Regions from separate parts of the Homo sapiens genome. Here regions 2 and 3 are each linked to region 1. A link is a contact called in ENCODE Hi-C or POLR2A ChIA-PET data. All regions are on one chromosome and are shown on one strand. Each heading gives the region's core, a stretch centred on a gene start or an enhancer-like site at or near the end of the contact. The rest is flanking DNA. Distances are from core to core; before and after follow the strand shown.

Region 1 (2,831 bases), core at 152-2,651:
TGGTACTAGCTTAGGTAAACAGCCGCTCAGCCTTTTAGACCTATTCCCAACAAAAGCTTTTAATTTTCTAAGGATTTTTCCAGAGCTCTCGCCATACGTTTCCCACAACAGCCAGACCAAAGACCAAAACTGTCTTTCCCTGAGAAATATAGAGCATGTGAATCACTTTCTTCTGTTCCCAGTTCTGTGGCAGGCAAACACTGATTGCTCACTCATCATGTGCTACCTGGGCAAAACAGGAATATTAAGTAGGAAGAAAGGTTTATGTTAGGTAAGAGCGTGACTTAGGGCTCTCCTACTTTTTTACAAAATGGAGACCTGGCATTTGTAGCCTCCCACAATGATGTGCCCTGACATTACTTGGATATAGAAAGGTCAGTCTTAGGTGCGTCAGTGACAGCCCACCCCGCTCTGATCCAGAAATTTCAGATGACTTGCATCAGAGGATAAGCCTCTGGCATGTTAATAATGAAAAAATAGAGACAATCACTGCCCCAGCTCATCTCAAATTAGCATCAGTGCAGCGTTAGTACTTTGGTAGGGAGCTTTGCTGCTAAATTCATTCTCTGTAAAGAGGAGAGGCAGAGACAGGGTTAAGGGGAAAACTCCAAGACTGGAATCGCCAATACAATAAACTGTCGAACTGAGTTTTTTCTCCCGCAACCCTAAGATACTAGTAAGTCCTTCCTCTTAGCCAACCCTTTTCACCAGGGCACCGCAGTTTTCTTAGAAGGAGGGTGCTGGGTTTGTCTCAGGTCTTTCTATTCTCCTGCCCGCTGCCCTAGTACATCTGAAAAGGGAGCAGCGACTAGGAAAAGAGACACGTGGGTATTTTCCCATCCTGTCTAGTCATTCCCTGAATCATCACAAGTTATCGCACTTTTCCCCTTAGCCAGCAGCGTTCGAGACTTTCTCTCAAATAATACGGTCTTGTACTTAAAAGGAAGAGTGGTGGGAGAAGAGAGAGGCGGAGAAGACAAGCAAGAAGGGCGTGGAGTGCCGTTCCCGCCCCGGAGTCGGAGGCGCCGGGAGGCCGGACGCCGCGAAGCTGCTAGCCCAGGAATGTGCCGTCTAACTCGCAGGCCGCGGGCGGAGCGCGGCGGGCGCGCTGTGGTCTGCGGCGGGAGCGGGGCAGAGGACGGCTGGCGCAGGGCAGGCTGCAGCGGCGGGCCGGACGCGACGCCGCGCACCTGAGCGCCGGGGGCGGGGCGTCAGCGGCCACGACCCTTCCCACCGCGCGCCGCGCCCCTCGCGCGCCGCCTCGGCCTTTTCCGCTCGTGCTTCGGCGCCGCTCGGCTCCCTTCCCGCCCCTGGCTCCCTCCCTCCCTCCCTCCCTCCTTCTTCTCCCTCCCTCCTGTCCTGGGATTGCCTGGAGCTCCGCACCGCGAGTTTGCCGCGGCACTTTCCGCGCGGCGGAAGAGCGCGCGCCAGCTTCGGCACACCTGGGAGCCGGATCCCAGCCCTACGCCTCGTCCCCTACAAGCTCCTCCAAGGTAAGGCGCTCGCTCACACCCGGTCCTTTCCACGCTCGGCGGGACAGCTGGGTCCCCGCCTCCTCTGCGAACCGGCTAGGAGCTCCGCGCCTCGCCTTGGGAGTGGGGTTGTAGCTGACGGGGACCTCGGACCGGCGGTGGCTAGAGCGCGGAGCAGGCGATACGACGAGCCGACAGGTGGCGGGTCTAGCCCTAGTATCTCGACCGCCGCCGGCGCGGACCTTGGTGGGGATGGGGCGGGCGGGCCGACTTGGGGGTGGGGTCAGTCCTCTCTCCTCCCTTCTAGGGGCGGCGATCGTCGGGGTCCGTACTGTAGGTGCGTGGGAGAAACTTTGCAGGGTGGGGACCCGGCGGCTGCTGGCCGGTAGTGACTGGTGGGCGCGCTCGAGGACTCCAAGGGGCGCAGCCCGGGGGCAGACCCTTGGGTCGGGCGGGGATCTTACGCTTCCCTTACCCGCCCCCTTTTGTCTTTCACCTCAGCCCCGCCGGCTGCTGTGGGAGCGGCGGCCGTCCCTCTCCTGGAGGTCGTCTCCTGGCATCCTCGGGGCCGCAGGAAGGAAGAGGAGGCAGCGGCCGGAGCCCTGGTGGGCGGCCTGAGGTGAGAGCCCGACCGGCCCCTTTGGGAATATGGCGACCGGTGGCTACCGGACCAGCAGCGGCCTCGGCGGCAGCACCACAGACTTCCTGGAGGAGTGGAAGGCGAAACGCGAGAAGATGCGCGCCAAGCAGAACCCCCCGGGCCCGGCCCCCCCGGGAGGGGGCAGCAGCGACGCCGCTGGGAAGCCCCCCGCGGGGGCTCTGGGCACCCCGGCGGCCGCCGCTGCCAACGAGCTCAACAACAACCTCCCGGGCGGCGCGCCGGCCGCACCTGCCGTCCCCGGTCCCGGGGGCGTGAACTGCGCGGTCGGCTCCGCCATGCTGACGCGGGCGGCCCCCGGCCCGCGGCGGTCGGAGGACGAGCCCCCAGCCGCCTCTGCCTCGGCTGCACCGCCGCCCCAGCGTGACGAGGAGGAGCCGGACGGCGTCCCAGAGAAGGGCAAGAGCTCGGGCCCCAGTGCCAGGAAAGGCAAGGGGCAGATCGAGAAGAGGAAGCTGCGGGAGAAGCGGCGCTCCACCGGCGTGGTCAACATCCCTGCCGCAGAGGTGAGCCGGGCGGGGGCCGCAGCCGGACCGGGCCGGGGCGGGCAGCTGCCTCCCGGTGTCTTCCTCCTGGGAGCTACCCGGGGCGCAGAGTTTACCTCCCCTGGCTCGTACTTGTCCCTTCACCGAGTTAGGCAGGCAGGGGGTGATGGAGTTTTACTCTGAACAAATGCTTCCTGGGAAGTTCCCCAAACTCAG
Region 2 (2,831 bases), core at 158-2,657, 1.2 Mb before region 1:
TTTCTTAAATACTAAATAAAAATAAACATATCGAACTACTATTTTAGGTTTGTTCTTAGGGTCTGTTAAGTCTATATATGGCCAATCATCTTTGGCTTTCCCACATTGGTGAAATGTTGTTTTTTAAAATTCAATTGTAGACTATAAAATGAAAAAGACCTTCAGAAATCCTATCTGTAATCAGAAGAAAATGGCATCAATTATATGCAAATATTTTGCTATAAAACAGTATCTGCCTTTTAGAGTTTATTGTTAGCCCAAACAATTCAGCTCTGTCACAGGAAACAAGATGGAGGCAGCTTTGTCATTTCCAATCCTGCACCCACAGTCACCCCTATTCAGCTTATAGAAGGTTTCTTTATGTTTCTTGATTTCGTAGTCAGGAAATGAATCCCTACTATGACAAGATAGTGAAAGTAGCCTTTTTATTGGGGCGAAGAGGTCACAGCCAGTATTTGAAGGCTCTCGTAATTTAATCCTGATCAACTGACTCTAAAGTCAGGTTTTTAATAACACCATCTCCCACTAGATTACAGGCTACAGGAAGTCGGAGACTAAATTGAACTCCTAAATCAAGGCGTGGCACAAGGCAATGTAACTCTTCTATCTCAATTCCTGGCATATATGTTAATCAATCGATAAGTGGCATCTCTGAACCACTGGTTAGAAATCAACATGAAAAGTGCTAGGTACATATTTTTCAAACGTAGTCATAGACAACCAAAATCAGTTTGGACATTAAGAGCAAAGTTTTTGTTGCTGGGTGGGTGAGGGGGAGTGGGGCATGTTTACAGGATGTGGTATGTAAAAAATTCGGAGAAAATCTGAACACTGTACTTGTTTCTAAGCTACATTTACTGAATTGGTAATGTATTAACAGTGGCTTGAAAAAGAAAAACTTAGCGATAGAAACTTACCTACACGTTTTTTATTTTGAAGCACTTTTAAGAGGTTTGCCTTTTTTTTTTTTTTTCTCCAGGCAATATACTCAGGTCCTAAATGAACATCTACTGATGGAACGCTGGCCTTTAGTCAGTTATCTTTATATGCCGTTATAGGTCAACATTCCGAAAAACTTCAACAGAAATTAACTGCAAATGTAATTACATCCCAAACATTTCTGATAATGGAAGCATTTTCTCTCTAAAGGGGATGGGATTATTGGATTGGCAATTTCTCTTAATCTGAGAAAACTCATCTCCCACTCCCTTCCCCATATCCCCTTTCCATCCTCTCTCTTCCCCTTATACACACACGCACCCGCATGCACACACGTATATTCTGACCATTTTATTAGAGTGGAAAGTTGAAAGGAAGCAACCCGCCAGCTACACCCACCCAGCGCTCCTGGGGGTGGAATAGCAAAGTTCTAGGGCAGAGCCTTCCCTCCCAGAGCCCGGCGATGCAGTCGCTCTCGGATACCTGCTCAGCTCCGCACCGCAACTGAAGATCTGCCGCCGCGGAACAGTTGCGTCTCCATCTGGCTACCAACCCACCCAAGCTTTCTTCTCCACCACCACCACCTTCCTTCCTTCCCCCTCCTCCCCCTCCTTTCCGTCTTCCCTCTCCACCCCCGCCCCCAATCTCCTCCTTTTTTTCTCACTACGAGCGGTTGCTGATGCTGAAGCCGAGCGTCACTTCGGCTCCCACGGCAGACATGGCGACATTGACAGTGGTCCAGCCGCTCACCCTGGACAGAGGTAAGGGAGCGGCTCGCTCGCCAGGCCACCGCGTCCCCTCTCCCCTCCTCCCTTCCCCGCCTGCCAATTCCCAACGGGACATGGGACGCGCTCAGGCAGGAGGAGAAGGGGAACGAGGACGAGCCAGGAAGGCGTTCGCGCCGAGAACAGAACACTTTCTTCCCCTTTCTCTCCCCGCTACGTTCCCGCTGCCCCTTCCCACTGTACTCGCCCCGCCGAGGGGACGCCTCCTTCTGGCTCTGGGGTCCCCGCTGCCACTCCCAGCCCCTCGCCGGGTCGTCTCCGGTCCTCTGGCTTTGTTGGAGCCGCTGCGCGGGGACGGCTATAGGCGCCAGGGGCTCGGGGTTGGAGAGGGGCAGAGAGCAAGCTCGCCCGGCCAGAGCCCAGAGGAGACCGGCGAGGGAGCCGCCTGTCAGCTTGCTTGGCGCAGGGGCCCGGGAGGAAGGAAGTTTGTCCAGGCGCCGGAGGGCGAGGGTCGGTCCAACTGCTGGAGTCCCGGCGGCCACTCGGGGGGCGGGCTGGGCGCACCCCTGGGCTGCCGGGCGCACAGTGGCGGGGCTGCAGCAGGCAGGGAGCTGCCCTCTGCCGAAAGGGCAAGGCAGAGCGCGGGGAGCCGAGCCCCAGCAGCCGAGATCGGCTCTCCGCGGCTTCGAGATCGAAAGCGGCGAGGGTCGCGTCTGCTCCCGCCGCCGGCAGCTCCCGGTCGATAGCAACTCTCGGCTTCTCCCGCGCCAGCCTCTCGTGTCCTCTCCCAGCTCGGTGCCACCGCGGCGCCCAGGCTGCGGAAGGCGCGGGGACAAAGCGCAGGTCGGGTTAAAATTCAACTTCTGACCTGCCACCCAGTGAGTCCTGCTCTCTGACTTGAACGGGGAAAGTGTTCGCTTCCTCCCCAGGACGCCCTCACAAGCTCAGGGATGGAGTCCTCCGCTGCGATCGGGGCCTCACTGGTGCACCCCTGTGGGGTTATACCTGTCCCTGAGTGTGTGGGTTTCCTTCCTGGCTCCAGCGTCCAGTGATGAAGGCGCTCGAGTCCTACGGCTCTGCAGAGGAGGACACCCTCTAGTCCCTCTCCGCAGCCGCCGGATTTAGGACCCTGGGCGGCCATTTGGAAATGGTGTACTCAGAAGAAAA
Region 3 (2,831 bases), core at 211-2,710, 1.0 Mb before region 1:
AACTGCAATCCTCCAAGCTTTAAATAGTCCAAATATTTTTTTAATTATGGAAAAAGTAAATGATAATAGGGGAATAATAATATTATCATTAATAAAATCACTCCAAGGGGACTAGACTTCATTCATCATAAAATCTGAAACTAGATTAGTGACAGGATGGGAAGTTTTCATGTGGTTTACCACCCTGTTGTTCTTACTTCATGCTTATTCATTTGCAAATGATTTTTTCCCCCCAAAAAAGCCTGAGTGCCTCCCAATTCTTTTCTGTGGGAAGAAGTGGGAAGGAAAGTATTATGGCTAGCTCACATCAGTGGATTTTAGCTATGAGCCTTTGGAAATGTTGCATATATGGTAGAAAGAGAAGAGACCTTTGGGGAAAGACAGAATCTGTGTTCTAGCCATTCTTAAGTATGTGTTTCTAGCCACAGTTTTATTAGAGATCAAAAAGCATATACATTACACATATCATAGGCTTTCTTTTCACACTAAATTAAATAATATATTTTGAGCCCATGGTATGAAATATGCACTCAGCAAATATTAATTCTCCTACTCAATTTGTAAGGCCTCTGATGGAAAGAATCATAGTGAATTCACTGAAAAACCTAGATTTGGTGAGAAAGATGTTTCTGAAAAATTTGGGGATTTGTGTTAATCAAGGTGAAAATATTGAAACTAGTCGCTCTAGTAGCAGAGCTTAATGTATTTATACCCTCATTAAATTTCCAGTTTACTGGGGAACAAGATACTAATTAAAAGTCACACAAATGAATAACCGAATTAGGAACTTTGAAAGAAAGGAATGTAGTTCTCTAAGAGTGTGTAACAGTAAAGTCACTCCTGAACAGGAAGCTTGAGAAAAGGATGGTTTGGGAACAGAAGTTCCTGAGGTATTGTGGTGGCATTTCTAGGGAACAAAGTTCAAGCTTTTTGAAAAGCCTTTGGAAAGTAACAGGATGATGGTGACAGTCAGAAAAAGCTCAAGGAAGAAACAGACATAGATGACTGTCAGAGACTAGGGAAGAGATTTGTGTGGGTGATAGCTGGGGAATTTGGTTACATAGTCAGATTCAAAGAAAGCAGTTTCAGCCACAGCTGATAAAGCAGAACTGAGGGCCGGATAGACGATGATTATACTCTTTCAACTATGAAAAATAGAAGAAAGAAAAGGGTATAGAAGAACGGAGAGAAGAGAGAGAGGAGAGAAACAGAGTGAACAGAACGCAGGCTAGCCCTCAGGACGAAGGGTCACCCAGCAAGGGCGGAGAGTAGCCATAAAGAATAGAAGGTAAAGGAGGAGCCCGCTGACTGAAAGGCAAAACTCAGAAGAGGCAGATTAGTGCTTTCAATTTGTGGCAGCTAAATGAGTAACATGAGCTCCTGCACCTGTAATTTACCTAATCGGCAGACAGTTTGTGCCCAGAGATTCCCAAACGCTGTGGTAAAAATAGTTTTGCACTTAGACCTACAGAACATCTGAGTCACTTCAGAGAACCTGGGGGAGGGGCATAAACCAAGCAGAGGAAAAGGAAAGATATTAAAGGCGAATCTTCTGCAATCTCCAGTAAGTGGCAGTGAGAAGTTATGCGTAGAAATGGGGCTGGACCTAGATTAGGAAGGGCTTCGGTTTCCAGGCCCACCATGGAGCACCCTTTTAAAAACAGCACCAAGGAAATGAGTCTAGAACAAGCGAAGGGGGAACCAACGAGGCTGCTCTTCAGATAATTCAAGAAACACATTTTTGCTCTTTGCTCTCACTCCTGATTCCAAAAATCTGTATTCAGTTATGTACTAGCTGCAAAACGACACTTAAGAAGGCTGCTATTCATTTCTTAATTCTCAGGCATAATTTCCAGGGAAGGTGACAATGAATGCTTTTCTCCCTGAGAAACACATATTCCTCAGTGCAAAACATGAAGCCTTCTTCATAATTCTGCACCTCCGTCCCCCCGCTTTTATTCAGATTTCTGAATTTAAGATTAAAATTTGGAAACCATTAGAATTTTTTCCAGGTTAAGTATTCTTTCCTGGTGAGGGGCCAACTGGCATAGGTTTGCTTAGGACTGAGCAGGTACCCAGGAGGCCAGATTTTCAGTGCTAAAACTGGGGAAATCCTGGTCAAGTCAGAATGAGTTTGTCATTCTATTTCCCAGAAAAAGCCCATAGAAACTGACATACATCTATTCATAAATAAGAACAATGTACAGAGTGCAGGATATATAAAGTATAGATTTTTTATTTAAAAAATTACTGTGATTATAAATATGGGTTTTGATATTAGACAAAGTTCTAGGCCCAGCTCTACTACTTGCTAATCATTTGACATCGGACATGTTTTATAATTTTTCTAAGCTTTAATTAACTAGTCTATAAAATAGAAATAATATTACTTTATAATATTGTTTTAAAGGTTAAATAATGTCAATAAAATCCAATATACAGTATCTAGCACATAAACAACATTCAACACAAATTATTTCAGCTATGATTGAAGGAAAAAAAATCATCCATTCCTTGTTGCTTCAATAAATCAAACCCTACTTTTTTGTTTTCTATATGAACAAAATTTTACATAATGTCATATGATAGAATGCAAATTTTGTTACTTTTTATTTAAATATAAATACAATATAATATTATGTATATATTGCCTTTTTCAAAGAAAATATTATATAAACATTTTATGATGCTAAAACAACTAATATTTTAAATGTTCAAAATCCAAAATATATGGAATGATTTTCCTATGATGTTTAATTCTTTTAAAAATGCAATGAATCATGATATTCAGATGACCCCAATTATAGTGGTGCTTGGTGTTACTAGCTTGC

The links. A loop is a pair of places that touch in the nucleus more often than their neighbours do. ChIA-PET counts read pairs that join two places held with the same protein, here RNA polymerase II (POLR2A). Pooled maps may share reads with other maps.
Region 2: a loop to region 1 is called in a map with no recorded cell type, with 5 times the contacts of the local background. The contact joins the promoter of LIN7A here to the promoter of PAWR in region 1. A Hi-C loop is called at or near these places in 4 of 37 single-sample maps with no recorded cell type and 3 of 50 pooled maps. POLR2A ChIA-PET finds 5 or more read pairs at or near these places in 1 of 52 experiments (IMR-90).
Region 3: a loop to region 1 is called in a pooled map, with 3 times the contacts of the local background. The contact joins the enhancer-like site here to the promoter of PAWR in region 1. A Hi-C loop is called at or near these places in 2 of 50 pooled maps.

What each region holds. Positions count from the first base shown.
Region 1 is chr12:79,689,534-79,692,364 of GRCh38, reverse strand. PAWR (pro-apoptotic WT1 regulator) reads left to right here and starts at 1,401. Exons shown (of 7, transcript NM_002583.4): 1 at 1,401-1,493; 2 at 1,974-2,636. The coding sequence starts at 2,121. PPP1R12A-AS2 (PPP1R12A antisense RNA 2) reads right to left here and starts at 2,333. Exons shown (of 7, transcript NR_187531.1): 1 at 1,969-2,333. RefSeq lists silencers at 1,104-1,403, 2,174-2,693.
Region 2 is chr12:80,936,510-80,939,340 of GRCh38, reverse strand. LIN7A (lin-7 cell polarity scaffold A) reads left to right here and starts at 1,407. Exons shown (of 6, transcript NM_004664.4): 1 at 1,407-1,700. The coding sequence starts at 1,619. RefSeq lists a silencer at 2,070-2,279.
Region 3 is chr12:80,701,645-80,704,475 of GRCh38, reverse strand. The region is part of intron 1 of LOC105369867 (a long non-coding RNA gene); the gene reads left to right. Among named protein-coding and RNA genes, the nearest start is that of MYF6, 4.6 kb to the left of the region's middle. RefSeq lists an enhancer at 1,305-1,364. Within about 2 kb of position 1,460, at least 3 of the 41 ENCODE cell types and tissues checked have a DNase peak (open chromatin) inside an H3K27ac peak, as active enhancers do.